Regions from separate parts of the Homo sapiens genome. Here region 2 is linked to region 1. Evidence: chromatin contacts called from ENCODE Hi-C data. All regions are on one chromosome and are shown on one strand. The core of a region is the stretch at or near the end of the contact, and the rest is flanking DNA. Distances in the headings are between cores, read along the strand shown. Region 1 overlaps CTBP2 (C-terminal binding protein 2). Region 2 has its middle 42 kb from the start of CTBP2.

The links. Hi-C counts contacts between places; a loop is a spot of excess contacts on that map. Pooled maps may share reads with other maps.
Region 2: a map of GM12878 shows a loop between it and region 1 (3-fold over the local background). The contact joins two enhancer-like sites. A Hi-C loop is called at or near these places in 1 of 168 maps with a recorded cell type or tissue (GM12878), 26 of 37 single-sample maps with no recorded cell type and 5 of 50 pooled maps.

The regions. Positions count from the first base shown.
Region 1 is chr10:125,061,099-125,068,323 of GRCh38, forward strand. All of the region lies in intron 2 of CTBP2 (C-terminal binding protein 2), which reads right to left. Among named protein-coding and RNA genes, the nearest start is that of MIR4296, 32 kb to the left of the region's middle. RefSeq lists a silencer at 510-711 and enhancers at 590-639, 1,050-1,129, 1,885-2,482. Within about 2 kb of position 3,778, at least 15 of the 41 ENCODE cell types and tissues checked have a DNase peak (open chromatin) inside an H3K27ac peak, as active enhancers do.
Region 2 is chr10:125,199,127-125,206,296 of GRCh38, forward strand. No RefSeq gene overlaps it. Among named protein-coding and RNA genes, the nearest start is that of CTBP2, 42 kb to the left of the region's middle. RefSeq lists an enhancer at 2,580-2,699. Within about 2 kb of position 1,970, at least 2 of the 41 ENCODE cell types and tissues checked have a DNase peak (open chromatin) inside an H3K27ac peak, as active enhancers do.

The DNA of each region.
Region 1 (7,225 bases), core at 2,528-5,027:
CACTCAAAACATCCTTCCTGGGACCATCCCAGCAAGCTGAGCATACTATTTTCAACTAAGGCCCTGGCATTGTCTAGGAATGTTTTCAGGGCTAAGCAAATTGCTAAAGCAAACATCTTATTTTCGTCTGCAAGGACAGCCAAGCGCTGTAAAAATACTTCCCGATAGGACTTCCAGTGGAACGGCCCCCTCTGGTGGCGCTGTTGGCACCAGACACTCTGGTTCAGGGGAAAGCTCTCGCTGGGCATCCGGGGCGACACCCACACTTCCCTTGACGGTGGCTCCACTGGCAGCCGCCCTGCTCCACACCCCTAGCTGCCCCAGGGGAAGGCCAGAGAAGGCCTGTGGACAGGAAGGGGTACAGGCCCTGCAGCGCCAGGAACAGGACCTCCCTCACCTCTCCTCCTCCTTGCTCCAAGGAACAGCCAGTTTGACACCAAATCCCACACATCCCAGTTCCAGGAGTGGCCTGGGACTCAGACACCAGGTGATCTGGGTATGGGAGGATATAACAGCGTCTACGGCAGCAAAGCCTGAGGCCCCCACACCAAGCCAGAGGCAACTGAGAGCTGGTACCACAGGCCAGACGGAGCCCCCGTGCAGCATCCTGGACCTGTGAGCTGGCCTGCATTCCTGGGTTCTCAGATGCACCTCGGTGAGGTGCCACCTCCTCACGGTCACTGCAACTGTCACACCCTTACTGAGAGGAGCAGCTGTAGCAATAAGCAGGCTCCCCGGCTCACGGCATCCTGGACACTGTTCCCGTCACTTTGCATGAATTCACTCATTCCTCCCAACAGTCTTAGGAACCAGGTATGCTTTCCTCATCTAAAATGACTAAACAGAGGCCCAGGGTAGAAAACAACGGGCCAAAGACACAGCTGGGGTGGAGGTGGGACCGAAGCCGGGTAGCCCAGGGATCGTCCACGCCCTGAGTTTGTGATGGACCTAAACTCCTGTGTGTTTCACTTCCTGTTTCAATTGCTAAACCGAGAGGGCCCTTAGCGACTGCTCCCACCAGGGCTGGAGAAGCAGAACCCAGCGGACTCAAAACGGTGCCTACAGGGGAAAACGGGGTGAGCAGGGGACGACTGAGTCCAGCCTCGGTTCTGGACTACTAGAAAGAGGTGCCCCTGAATGGGGGGACACAGGGGTGCTCTCAAAACTCAGCAAATGTTAGTCCTTTTATTTTAGGAAAATACACTGAACTATTTGTTGATGTAATAGAAGCTAGGGTTTACTGTATAATGGCCTAGTAGGGTGTGTCTGTAAGAGAACGCACGTGAAATGAGGGTGATGAGGACATCTGCTTTTTTAAGTCTGTCCTGTTTAAAGCTCTAACACTGTAACGTGGGGACAACTCTGAAGGCTGCGGGGAGGTTCTGGGACAGCAGACACCCGCTGGCAGCACGCAGCAGAACTCAGCGCGAGGGGTTAGAGTTAGGGTTAGGGTCGCTGCCATCAGTAATAAAAAATACGGAGGGACCGGGTGCGGTAGCTCACACCTATAATCCCAGCACTTTGGGAAGCCAAGGCAGCTGGATCACCTGAGGTCAGTTTAAGACCAGCCTGGTCAACATGATGAAACCTCCTCTCTACTAAAAATACAAAAAATTAGCCGGGTGCGGTGGCACACGCCTGTAATCCCAGCTACTCAGGAGGGTTGAGGCAGGATAATCTCTTGAACCTGGGAGATGGAGGTTGCACTGAGCTGAGATTGCGCCACTGGGCGCCTGGGCAACAAAGCGAGACTCTATCTCAAAAAAATAAAATAAAATAAAAAATAAACCACTGAGGGCACCCAAGGAACAACATCTGCTGTGCACCCGTTTTCCTAATGGCCCCAAGAGAGGCTGGCTGAACAGACAACTATGCTCAGATGATCTTTCTGGCGTTCCAGTGAGCAGGCTGGGCCTCCACAGGAAGAGAGCTCAGCCAAAGAAAGGACAGCTCCCCAGCAGCGAGGCAGGGCCCTGGGCAGCTGTGCACAGCCTCGGCCAGCCTCGAGCTGGACCTCAGCCGCAACTGTGTGCTGTGCTAAATGGCCATCATTGGTGGAACCAAAAACGAACAATGGGAAAATTATCACATTATCCTTCTACGAAGCAATCTGGAAAGCTAATTACGTGTTACTCTGCGCACATCTTCATCTCTGATGTGGAAACAGCATGGGCGAATCGGTCTGGTGGGGAAAAACATCATACTTAAGAAATACGGAGAATTTATTTCTCCGCAAGCCACATACGTGTTTTACCCCACACGTCATGAGGCCTGTGGCACCCCGATGGGGACTGAGCATTCACTCTTCTGCCCACGTGAGGAACCAACAAAAGCTGGCAAGGACACCCCAGGATAACACCCAAACACGTCGACTCGTGCGAAAGGCCTCATGCACGATCCTTTCTTGCTGTGGCAAAACCGTTAAGTTTCTCTCAACACACACAAAACCGAAGTAAAATGCTCATCCTCTGGCTCCCCTACAGTAGTAAAAATTAATTGCCACATAAAATTGCTGATTCCTACCAAATGAAGCTGTACGATTTATCAGCTCATGGATGGCGCAAACTCAATGGTGGTTTAACTACATCACCTGAGTTATTGCTGTGTTTTCTCTCAGTGACAGCTTTACGGGGAATGTAAGTTTTGCGAATTCATTCATGTAGGACAAACTTCCAAAGTAAACAAAAGCATTAAGCAGACACAGCTCTCCCGTGGCTATGTCACAGCGATTCTCAAAGCCACAGGGTGTCTGGGCAAGAAGGGTGGACACCCCGTGTAGGGACCCCTGCAGCAACTCCATCAGGCACGGTTTTCCCCCACCCCCAGGCTGCAGTGCCACCTTCCAGGGGTGCTCTCTGCTGAAGCCCTCAACCCCCCGCACCCCAACTTTAGAGGCCATCGTAATTTAATTATCCAACTCCAATTCCACATAGGAATCCAGTTATTTAAAATGCATTAAAAAAATAAATCACTGCCAGTAGGTTTTGTATTTTTGGCCAGGACAAAGAATTTATAAACAGCTTATATATATGGTGTGGAAGACAGTTAGATGGTGAATACCTCAGGGAACACCATAGTCTCCTCGGTTTTCACCAGAGTTTGCCTGGGAGCCGGGACATCCCTATCATTTTATGGGCTATTTCTGTTTTCTTCATCATTTGTCCCCTGTCCATTAGACAACAATGGATTGATCTTTTTCTAATCTGAATTAGGCCAGGCACAAACAGGTAAGTTACCTTCCGGTTTCCATAATTACGGGAACAGGCAAGTACTTCTTCCAAACTCAGGCCTTCAGAGAAAAATAACTGTGGTGGGAGGGGTGCAATCCCTGGGGAAACAGCGTTCTTGGTGAGGACAATGCTGAGGTCACCCATCGGTCTCCGAAGAATAGCAGTTCTACTTCTCAAGGGAAGAGAGCCCCAACTCTAAGAATTTCAGGTACATGAAAAAAAAGTGCCACAATCCATTGTCCAAGTTTGCCTTATGTTCTATTTATAGTCAGAGTGCGTGCTCTGAATCTGTTTTAGAATCATGTTCTTCAGGACAACTTGAAATAAAAATCAGAGAAGTTTAGTTTCAAAAAAGGCAGAGAGGTGACTATCCACCCAGGAGACTTCACCCATTCCCGCCACGCCAGTGTCCCCAGTCAGCCTTGACCCTGCTTCCCTGACTGTGTAGTGAGATGTGGGGATTCAGCCCAAGGCTTGTGGTTAAAGACAGAGGAAGAAAAGACAAAGAATGAAACCTTTCTGGTTTGGTGACTTAGCTCAGAGCTGGTCTGGCTCTTCTCTACTTTCTTGCCAAGTTTTGCATATTTGGGATTTCAGTTTCACAAGCTTCCCCACCTCACTGGTTTTACTGCTTAACGAGCAGAGAATATGCTCTAATGATTATCTGAAACACACCCACAGGTAACCACAACTGTTTCACACAGAACAGGAAATGCCCAGCAAAGAAACTCTCACTTGATGATGAAATGTTTGCCACTAGAAAATACATCGTACTGTCCCCATTCCATGGGCTCCCCAAACCACTCTGCACAAAAACTGTGGTTGCGGAGGGGCTGCTTGACAGACTGTTCTTTGACTGGGCTCTTCAGGTTCCAGTCTTTCCAGGGAGGTCCAGCCATCATCAGATCCAAATGGAAGTCTTGCAACTGGGGCACTCTGCTTGAACTCAAATGCCCCCAACAAGAGCCTTGTTCTCTTTGTGATGATTTCCTGTGCTGCACACATGAATCTGTGCTTTTCTCAATGTGCACTTTTTAAAAAATTGAAAACAACCCAAGGATGAGTCAACATTTTAATGCAGCTCATACCTGACTGTCAACTTCAGCAAAATAAAGGGAAGGAAGAGCAAAGCCCGCAGGGGCTTTGGGGAAGGCGAGGTGGCGAAGGGAAGAGGCAGGATCCGGCTAACAAATGCCAGTATCAGGGAAATACCAAGTCCACATCCTGCGCAGTCAGCTCCCCAGGATTTGTTTTTGTGGGTCTCTGAGCTGAGAGCTAAGGGGGCCGGAGGGAGAAAGTGGGAGGTAAAGTTAGAGGAGGGACTCACTGTAGGAGCACACTGCCAGCTCTTGTGGCCAGCCCCAGTGGAAAAGAAATCCCACTAAATTTACATCCATTCGTGCTCCATATGAAGAAGCTGAGGGTCACTGTCCTCTTCTAGCTATTTCATTCAGCTGGCTTTCCAGTCTATCAGAAAAATGCCATCATCGGCTGGGTGTGGTGACTCTCACCTATAATCCCAACACTTTGGGAGGCTGAGGTGGGCGGATAGCTTGAGCCTAGGATAGCTTGAGACCAGCCTGGGCAACATGGCGAAACCCTGTCCTAAGAAAAATACAAAAATTAGCCTGGCTTGGTGGCATGCGCCTGTAATCCCAGCTACCCAGGTGGCTGAGGTGGGAGGATCGCTTGAGCCCAGAAGGCAGAGGTTACAGTGAGCCCTGATTGTGCCATGGCACTCTAGCCAAAAAAAAAAAGCCGTCATCTTCTTGATGGTGAACTCCCTCTAATGCTCAGGCTGATGTCCTAACACCCAGGACAACGTCTGAGTGACCAGTGGCTCTTGGCTGAGGGATGTGAGCTATGAGCCCCTACATCACAGCTTCTGTTAACATGGCGATGGCTAGGCACAGGCAGCCACCCCTCTACCAAGCCACATCCCAAATCCTAACCCCAGCAGAGCCAGAGACTCAATGCTTTGTGTCACATGGAGCTACCAACATCAGGACCAGCGAGAAATCGGGAAAACATCAAGTCAGAACGTCCCGTGCCTTCTAAGCAGTCAGGTGCATGCACCATGCTAGGTGAGTGCAGGGCAGGAACGGAAGGCAAGCAGGGTGCGCAGATGTAACGGGGGAAGCAGGCACGGCCAAGCACCCTAGAAAGTGCTGTCATGTTTCGTACAGGAGCCTGCTGGGGGTAGCTCACGGGGACTGGAAGCATGGCCCTGAAGTGTGGGCAGCATCTTTTCTGTTTGCACGACTCAAAGTCTGCCTGGTGGAGGAGGGTGACACCTGCACAGAAGCCAGGGAGCACAGTGCACCAACCTTCAGTGTAATCTCCAGTCCTGCCACTGACTCGTGAGCTGTGTGACTCTGGGTACATCACCTGAGCCCTTCACACCTGGGGGTTTCTTATCCATAAATGGAACGACCTCACCAGAATTTTAAAATGTAACAAAAAAGGAACTAGCCCATGTGTCGATCAGTAAATGCCTCAGGGTGAACTCGAGAATCCAGAAGTCTCCAGGGAAGCCCAGTGTGTGCGACGTGCCTCTTCCTATCTCCCCTGGGCAGTCTTCCCAGCTCCATGGAAAAGTCTTTGGTCAGCTGAACGCAGGCAAGGCTGCTGAATTCCTGAAGTCCCCGCCTGACCACCAGGCCCAGGTATAAGGGAAGGGCGACTCCTACTGATGGACAACCAGACACCCCCCACGTCCACCTGCTATGTGGGGCGATTCATTATTGGCCGGCAAAGGCTTACACTTTTTTCTTTCAAGAATTTTTTTATTTAGAGATTACACAAAAAAAGTCTTCTGTGAAACCCATAACCCAGCCCAGGAATGAGAAAAACATCACACAAACTGCAGTAGAGGGACAATCCACAAAATATACTATCATAATCAAAACTGTCAAGGTCATCAAAAATAAGGAAAGACTGTGAAACTGCCACCGCCATGTGGGGCCTAAGGAGAAAGACAGTGACATACAAGGTGAAAAACTGGACAGGATTCTGGGATGGAAAAAGGATATCAGATCATCAGAATACAATGTAGACTTCAGTTAATATTAATGTATTGATAATTGGTTCATTAATTTTAATAAATGTCTCATACTAATGTAATGTCAAATGATAATAAGGAAACTAGGTGAGGAGATACGGAACTCTCCATGTAACCTTCTAGACGTTTCTGTAAATCAAACTGTTCTTAAAAATATCCATTTAGAAGGGAAAAAACTGCTTTTATATATGCCATTTATCAAACTTCTTATCTTACCATCTCAAAACCCAGGCAAAGGATATAATGTAAACCAAAATATGAGAGAAATCAAAGGAAAATATTAATGGCACGCATAACCCTCATTCTCTTTCTCTCAAAGCAGTAAGTTATAGCAAGTGTCAGCTGTCAGTCTGTGCACGTAGCCTTTAGTTCAAGGAAGGCCCTGACCTGTACACTGACCCAAGCATCAAGTCCCATGGGCAGGGCCCATGGTGGGACTCCCTGACCCGCGTCATTCTGTGCCCTCACCTCTGAAGCCGCCAAGTGCAGTGTCTGCCCAAGAAGCCACCGGGCTGCAGACCCAGGGCGGGTCCGATGTATACCCTAGGAGGCACCCCCAATTTCACCTCTCCTTGGTGGGCCTCTCACCTGTCCACTTGCCACAGGATCTACCTGCCCTCTGGTGCCAAGCAACAACGGATGAATACCCACTACCTCCAGACAGTCAGATGGGCCTCAACTCAGCCCCAACAAGCAGCCAGAAAGCAAAGCGAGGAAGATGACAGCCAATTTCACCATGCGGCCCAGGCCCACAGACTCCAGAGGATTTTGGGAAGCTTCACAGCTGCACCAGAGTTCTGCCCCACGACCATCCTGATCTGCGAAGGACACGTCCATTCTGACCACAGATGTTCACTGAGCCTCTGCTAGGCACAGGGTGAACACCATACAATGACCATTCCCAAATTCAGGAGTGTGAAACTTCATCTACATT
Region 2 (7,170 bases), core at 720-3,219, 140 kb after region 1:
TTTACAGAGTTAAATCCACAAAGGGAAGTAAGGAAGATTCCAGATGGAGAAGACCCTCCAGGGGAAAAATTAAGATGAGAAGAGCCATCCATTAGGGGCCATGTCTTCCCTTTCTGAGACCATCTCTAATGCGATTCATCAGTGTCAAGGCCAGCAAGAAAGACCTGCAAGGATCAATTCCTCTGTGCAAGATAAAGAGTTTAAAATAATTGTATATATGTAAAGTATTTGCCTTCTCATAATTGAAGAGAACAGAGAGAGAGTCAAGAATATTTCAGGGAGAATGTCTTCGCTTCATGTCTAGAGTCTGCAGCATCATGCAGATTGGTTAGTAGCTGGCAAAGAGCCAAGAAGCTTAATCAATCTCCAAAGTTTATTATGAGTAACCCCCAAAGCTAATGGATCATTCTTAGCAAGAACATCATCCTGGTTATTTCCTCATTTTTATAAATTGATCTATAACGTTAAATCTGGGTCCTTGAGAGGGCTGCTAGGGGCATTAATAATCAGTGAATCCAGCAGAATTCTTTTGTTTCCAAAAAGATCAAATGAAACTGTTCTTGTTTAAGTTGGGATAGGATCCTACCTGCTCAGACCGCACTCCCTGACCCCTACAGTGGCCCTGCAGTGGCCCCACAGGGACCTCCTACGAACCTTAGGGCTCTAAAGAGCACAGTTTGAAGCACTGATCTCACCAAAGTCCCCCATTTTGCAGATGAGGAGGCTGAGGCCCTGAGACAGGAGGTGACTTGAGCAAGGTCATGCTCAAAGTGCATGTGGCAGACATGATTGGATGCTACTCAGCAGCCATTGCCCAACTCCCTTTGTCTTGCTTGAAGAGCTCATCTCACATTATACGGGCTAAAAATGCTGGCTGCTCACCTTTCTGTCCTCTCTTCCAGCTGCAGCATGGGCACTGACTCAATCCTGCCCAATTCTGGAAAGGGTCTACTTCCCTGGCAAAAAGAAGCCAGCAAGGAGAAACTGTCTTTCTTTTTGACTTTCAATGTGTTTGTGGCGAGTATGTGATGACTGGAGCTGCAGCAGCTATCTTACAGCCATGAGAGCAAAATTTGAAGTTGACTGCTAATTAGCTGGTGTGTAGCCAGGAGACAGGAACCACTCTAGGTGTTTAAAACAGAGGAAATTAATGCAGTGATTGCTTACATAGATGATGGAAGACTGATAAGCCAAAGGGGAATGCCAAAGCACCTCCCCTGCCCCAAGAGGTCAGCAATTACAGATACTGTTAACACTCCTAGGGCTGGAGGGACAGAGGAGGAAGGAGTAAGCACCCAGAAGCTGGAGCTGGGATCTGAAGTTACAGCCGAGAGCCTCTTGGAAGGAGCTGGGAGCATCAGGGTGGTGTCTGATGGGAGCTTGAGCTACGTACAGCAGAGGTTCAATCACTGCCAGAGATGCTGCAGGAAGCACAGAGGGAGGCAGAGACATGCCCGACTCACTCCATCTGCCCTTCAATCCTCCATCAGTGCCTCCCATTGGCTGAACTCCCTAGAATCCTGGGAACTGCAGTTCTCTGAAACAAGGCAGAGCAGAGAATGGAGCTGAGAGCAAATGGGCAGTTGACCCTACCCATCACACTAAGGATGGCATGGCAGAAAGACAGAGGGCCCTGTGGCTTTAGTGATGATATTGTTAAAACATGGACAAGTCCATATCTCACCCGTTGCTGGATATCTCCTTCTGGGGATGGGAAAAATCTGAAGGCTGGATGTGGTGGCTCATACCTATAATTCCAGCGCTTTGGGAGGCTGATGTGTGAGGATCACTTGAGCCCAGGAGTTTGAGGTTGCGGTGAGCTATGATCACACCACTGCATTACGGATGGGGCAACAGAGTGCAACCCTGTCTCAAAAAAAAAAAATCTGAATTCATAAAGCCTCCTGGGCTTGGGCATTTTGTTCTTGTAGGTTAATGGTCTCAGTGCTGCACCAGGTCTGAGTCAGACCCATGTCTTTCAACTGCCAGTCCTGAGCCTGGGCCACTGCACCTGCAGACAGTGACAGAGGCCAGAAACCTGAATCTTTGTCCACTCTGCAGGTGAAGGAGTTCACTTTGACAGAGCAGAGAAACAGAATGAGTCAGCAGCAGGTCCACACGCTCCTTGTTCTACAACAGAAAAGCTGCTCTGAGTAACTCATGCACAGAGTGAGAGAAAGAGGAAGGACCTGGGCAGCCCCCATGACCAGCCCCCATGAACCACTGACACGGTTCCACGTCAATGGAACCATGGACAGAGGTGCCCACGGGGCTAAATCCCAGGTTTTTCCTGGGGCCAATGTGTGAAAGCCGAGAGTTCAGCTGAATGAGTCACCTGAGCCTGTGGTTTTTACACTTTGTTTAGACTCAGAATCCAAGAACACTTTGCTCAGAAGCCCAACGTGGGGTTGGGAACCCCAGGTATCCCCCTCCATCCTATCCCCCAGCCTGTGGGTCTTCCCAGTGCTCTGGAGGCAGTTTGAAAACAGCTGATCTCAGCCTGGCCAAGATGGTGAAACCCCGTCTCTACTAAAAATAAAAATAAAAAAAAAATTAGCCAGGCGTGGTGGTGGGTGCCTGTAATCTCAGCTATGAGGGAGACTGAGGCAGAGAATTGCTTGAACCCAGGAGGCGGAGCTTGCAGTGAGCCGAGATCGTGCCACTGCACTCCAGCCTGGGCAACAGAGCGAGACTCTTTCTCAAAAACAAAACAAAACAAAACAAAAACCAGCTGATCTCATCTCCCTAAGTTAGTTTATAAATGAGGAAACTGAGACTTCGGTTCTGTTACTTGGTTGCAGTGACAGAAACCCTACTCAAGCTAGCCTGGGTGGCCGGGGGACTTACTGGCATAGGCAGGGATGGAGCTGGCCCCAGGGATCAGGGGCATCATCAGCTTGGCAGTTGTTGTCTCTTGTTCCCCTCCTCACACCCACACTTCACCCCACATCTGCTGGCTTCTCTGCATGCTGGTGTCGCCACCTCCTACCGCAGGCCAAATTCTCTTTCATGGTCAAGAATGTGGCTGCTGGTATTTCTGGATTTGCTTCTCCCACTTAGCCCCAGGACAGAATTCTGAATGCCTTTCTCCTGATTCCAGGATGCAGACTTCTGGGGACACATTTGGAGCCTCTGCCTATGGCTTGGACCACTCTTGGCATCAGGGGAATGACATATCTGATGGCCCAGCCTTAGCCATAAGCTCAGCCCGAGGCCTGGGAGGTTCATCCCAGAGAATGTGCAGGTAGCCCAATCACGGCCCCTAGGAAAGGCCTGAGTATGGAGTGAGTCCCCAGTCTGTAGGAGTCAGCTTCAGAAAACCTGGCCTGAGCCCCAGCGGGGTCATGCACTTTCGTTGGCAGTCTTGGAATCCCTCCGGTCCTTGGTCCCATTAGCTATGAAACAGGAAGACCACTTCCCATCTCACAGGCTTCTGGTGATCATCAATGAAGAAAAGAGGGCCAGGCATGCTGGCTCACACCTATAACCCCAGCACTTTGGGAGGCCAAGGCAGGAGACCAGCCTGGGCAACATAGTGAGACCCTGTCTCTACAAAAAGTAAAAAAATAGCAGGGCATGGTGGTATATGCCTGTAGTCCCAGCCACTCAGGAGGCTGAGATAGGAAGATTGCTTGAGCCCAGGAGCTTGAGGTTGCAGTGAGCTGTGATTGCACCACTGCGCTCCAGTCTGGGTGACAGAGTGAGACCCTGTCTCAAACTAAACCAAACAAAACAAAGAAAAGAAGTTGAGGCCAGGTGTAGTTGCTCACACTTATAATCACAGCACTTTGGGAGGCCAAGGTCGGGGGACTGCTTGAGCTCAGGAGTTTGAGACCAGCCGGGGTAATATAGTGAGACCCTATCTCTGCTGAATATAAAAAAAGAATCAGGCTGGGCACGGAGGCTCATGCCTGTAATCCCAGCACTTTGGGAGGCCAAGGTGTGTGGATCACCTGAGGTCAGGAGTTCAAGACCAGCCTGACCAACATGGAGAAACCCCATAAAAATACAAAATTAGCCCGGTGTGGTGGCACATGCCTGTAATCCTAGCTACTTGGGAGGCTGAGGCAGGAGAATTGCTTGAACCTGGGAGGCGGTGGTTGCAGTGAGCCAAGATCGCGCCATTGCACTCCAGCCTGGGCAACAAGAGCGAAATTCCATAAAAAAAAAAAAAAATCAGTCGGGCATGGTGACACATGCCTGTGGTCCCAGCTACTCAGGAGGCTGAGGTAGCAGGTTCCCTTGAGCCCGGGATATTGAGGGTGTAGTGAACTATGATCGTGCCACTGCATTCCAGCCTGGACAATGGACTGAGACTGTCTCAAAATAAAAAAAAATAAAAAAAAAATAAAAGAAGTTGAGGAATGCTTAATAGCTAAATCAAGGAGGAGCACATACAGCTATGCTATAGGTGAGATTTCAGAACGGGCCCTCCAGACACCCAGTCACGTGCTCTGGCTTTGGTGCCAGGAGCCCTTCCCCTGTGGGAGCCCTCCCAGAACTCCCTTTGGGGATGCAGGGGGAGTGTCCAGGTCAGCCTCTTCCTCTCCAGGTGAACCCCTTTCAGAATCCCGACCAACAACCTCCTGGAAATACCTTCCCAGGGAATCAATTGCTGGTTTCTAGCATTTTTATTTCTGGGGACTGTGATTCTTATTTGGTTAAATAACACATTTTAAAAAATTGTTGTGATTCCATACTGAAGCTTCCCATATGGTTAATTGGAAGTGTTCTCACAAATATTGCAGGCTGTAAAAACTAATGAGGTAAATGGAAAATTTATCAAGTACCACAGTTAGAAATTAACTTATTGCTTGCTGCTGCACTCATGACTAATGAAGTCAGAGGGGGCTCTTCATACACAGAACAAGAACACAAAGGGTGGCCAAACTTGCTGGCCGTGATGCCAAGGAAAATCCTTCTACCTGCCCTTCTCAACCTCTCTCCCCACCTCCCCTCTGCCAAATATCAGATGAGTATAGCAAATGACTAGGCTTCCTAAGTCTGTATCCCAAAAACAGTACATGCATTCAATTATGTACCATATCAGCAATAACAACAGTAGTTAGCATTTATTGATGCTTGGTGCTTGGCACTTACATGCATTATCTCAAGTTCTTCTTACCTCAGGGAAGCGAGGCAGGTGCTATGATTACCTACCATTTACAGACGAGGAAACAGGCTCAGAGAGATGAAGTGAGTTGTACAAGGTCACCCATTCCTAAGCAAGGAAGCTAGAGTTCAAACCCAGGCCTGATTCCAGTATCCACAGGCATTATACCTGCAGTGCATGAATTCATTCATTTACTCAAAAGGTGCATTTAACAAAAGGTGCTGAGAGCCCACGCTGGGCCACACGTCACATGCTCCTGGAGATGCCAGGGTGGGGTGGGGCAGTGATGAAGGATGTGGTTCAATCCAGCTCCCTCTGCCCCTTACTGGCTGTGGGATGGGGCAGTGATGAAGGATGTGGTTCAATCCAGCTCCCTCTGCCCCTTACTGGCTGTGGGATGGTGCCAGGGCTCTGGCTACTCCTCCAGACTCCTTCTGGATTCTATTTCACGCCCTGGAGGCTGACCTGCGTGGCCCATATCATGGACTTCCTGGACCTCTGCTTCTAGTTGAGTTTAGCCGATAGGAGACACTGACAAGGGATGGGAGACAGTAGGAGAGTGGGGAGGGGTGATCTTTCTTCAGCTCCCTGCCAGCTGGTTGTCAGGGACTGGCTGCACCTTTCACTGAACACCATGGCTTTCACTGTCACCCCTTACTTCTGCAGGCCAGGAATGGGCAGAGTCCCCTGCTGTCACTGGCCCGAGGAGACTATCCCATCCCTTCTTGGTTCCCTTACACCTTGCTTCCACTTCCGTAAATCCCCCCTTCAATAAACGCCTCTCAAATAATGACTTTGAGTGGTATCTCTTCCCTGCTGGGACTGTGATAGAGCCACAGGGTGGTTTGCTCGGGTGACTTGCTTGGGCCTCAGTGCCCTCACCTGTAAATTGGGGGTAATAATGAGCTGTCATGTGGATTACAGTAACCAGGTGTAAAGTGCTTAGAACAGTGCTCAGTACTTAGTAGATACTCAGTAAATGCCAGCTTTAAAAAAAAAATTAATTTCTTTTAGGTTCCACGATACATGTGTAGAATGTGCAGGCTTGTTACATAGGTAAACGTGTCCCATGGTGGTTTACTGAACCTATCAACCCATCACCTAGGTATTAAGCCCTGCATGCATTAGCTGTTAGTCCTGATGCTCTCCCTCCCTCTGGCCAGCTTTTCTTATTGTGAAAACAGGGTCCTTCCTTTAAGGACTAAGTGCACTGATTTCCAAACCTGAGCATCCATGGAATCACCTGAGATGCTGGATAGGTGTGCACAGTCCAGCTCCAGCCTCTGGGCCTAGGACAATCCCTGCAGGTGACTCTGGTGAGACCCCCGTAGACAGACTCCAACCACACGAGAGGGATGCTGCCCAGAGGGAAGGGGCACAGGGCAGGCACCTTTGTCAGGTGGGGAGGCTGGACAGGGAAGGCTTGCTGTGGGGGCTGCCACTGCACCTGGACCTAAGTGTAAGCTGGTGGAACAGGATGTCCAGGTCCAGGACTGGCCTGGAGGTGACAGCAACTTGGCATATCAGGGACAGCCAGAAATTTGGGATGGCAGAAGATGGTGAGAGATGGGGCTCTCTGGTAGGCCCTCTGTTGGACTGTAGCTCAGATGTCATCTCTTGGTGAGGAGTCCTTGCAGGCCCTTGGCCTTGTCCTCCTGGTCTTTCCTTCCAGGCAGCTCCTCCACCCTTTCCTCACACAGCCAAGCAGGACTGTCTGCCGATCCTGGAGTGTCCCTTCCTGCCTTTGACCCTTTGCTTAGAGGGCTCGTTCCAGCTGCAGCTCTACCCCTTTCCACCGTGAGATCCTTCTCACCCCTTTGGCCCCATTGCAAATGCTGCTTTCTTCAGGAAAACTCCTGATTAAATGTGTTGGAAAGACCTCTTCTACTTTTACAAATCTATGGTGCAGGATTGTTTTTCTTTTTTCTCTCTTTCTTTTTTTCTTCCTTTCTTTTTTTCTTCCAGATGGAGTCTTGCTCTGTCACCCAGCCTGGAGTGCAGTGGCACGATCTCGGCTCACTGCAACCTCTGCCTCCCAGGTTCAAGGAATTCTCTTG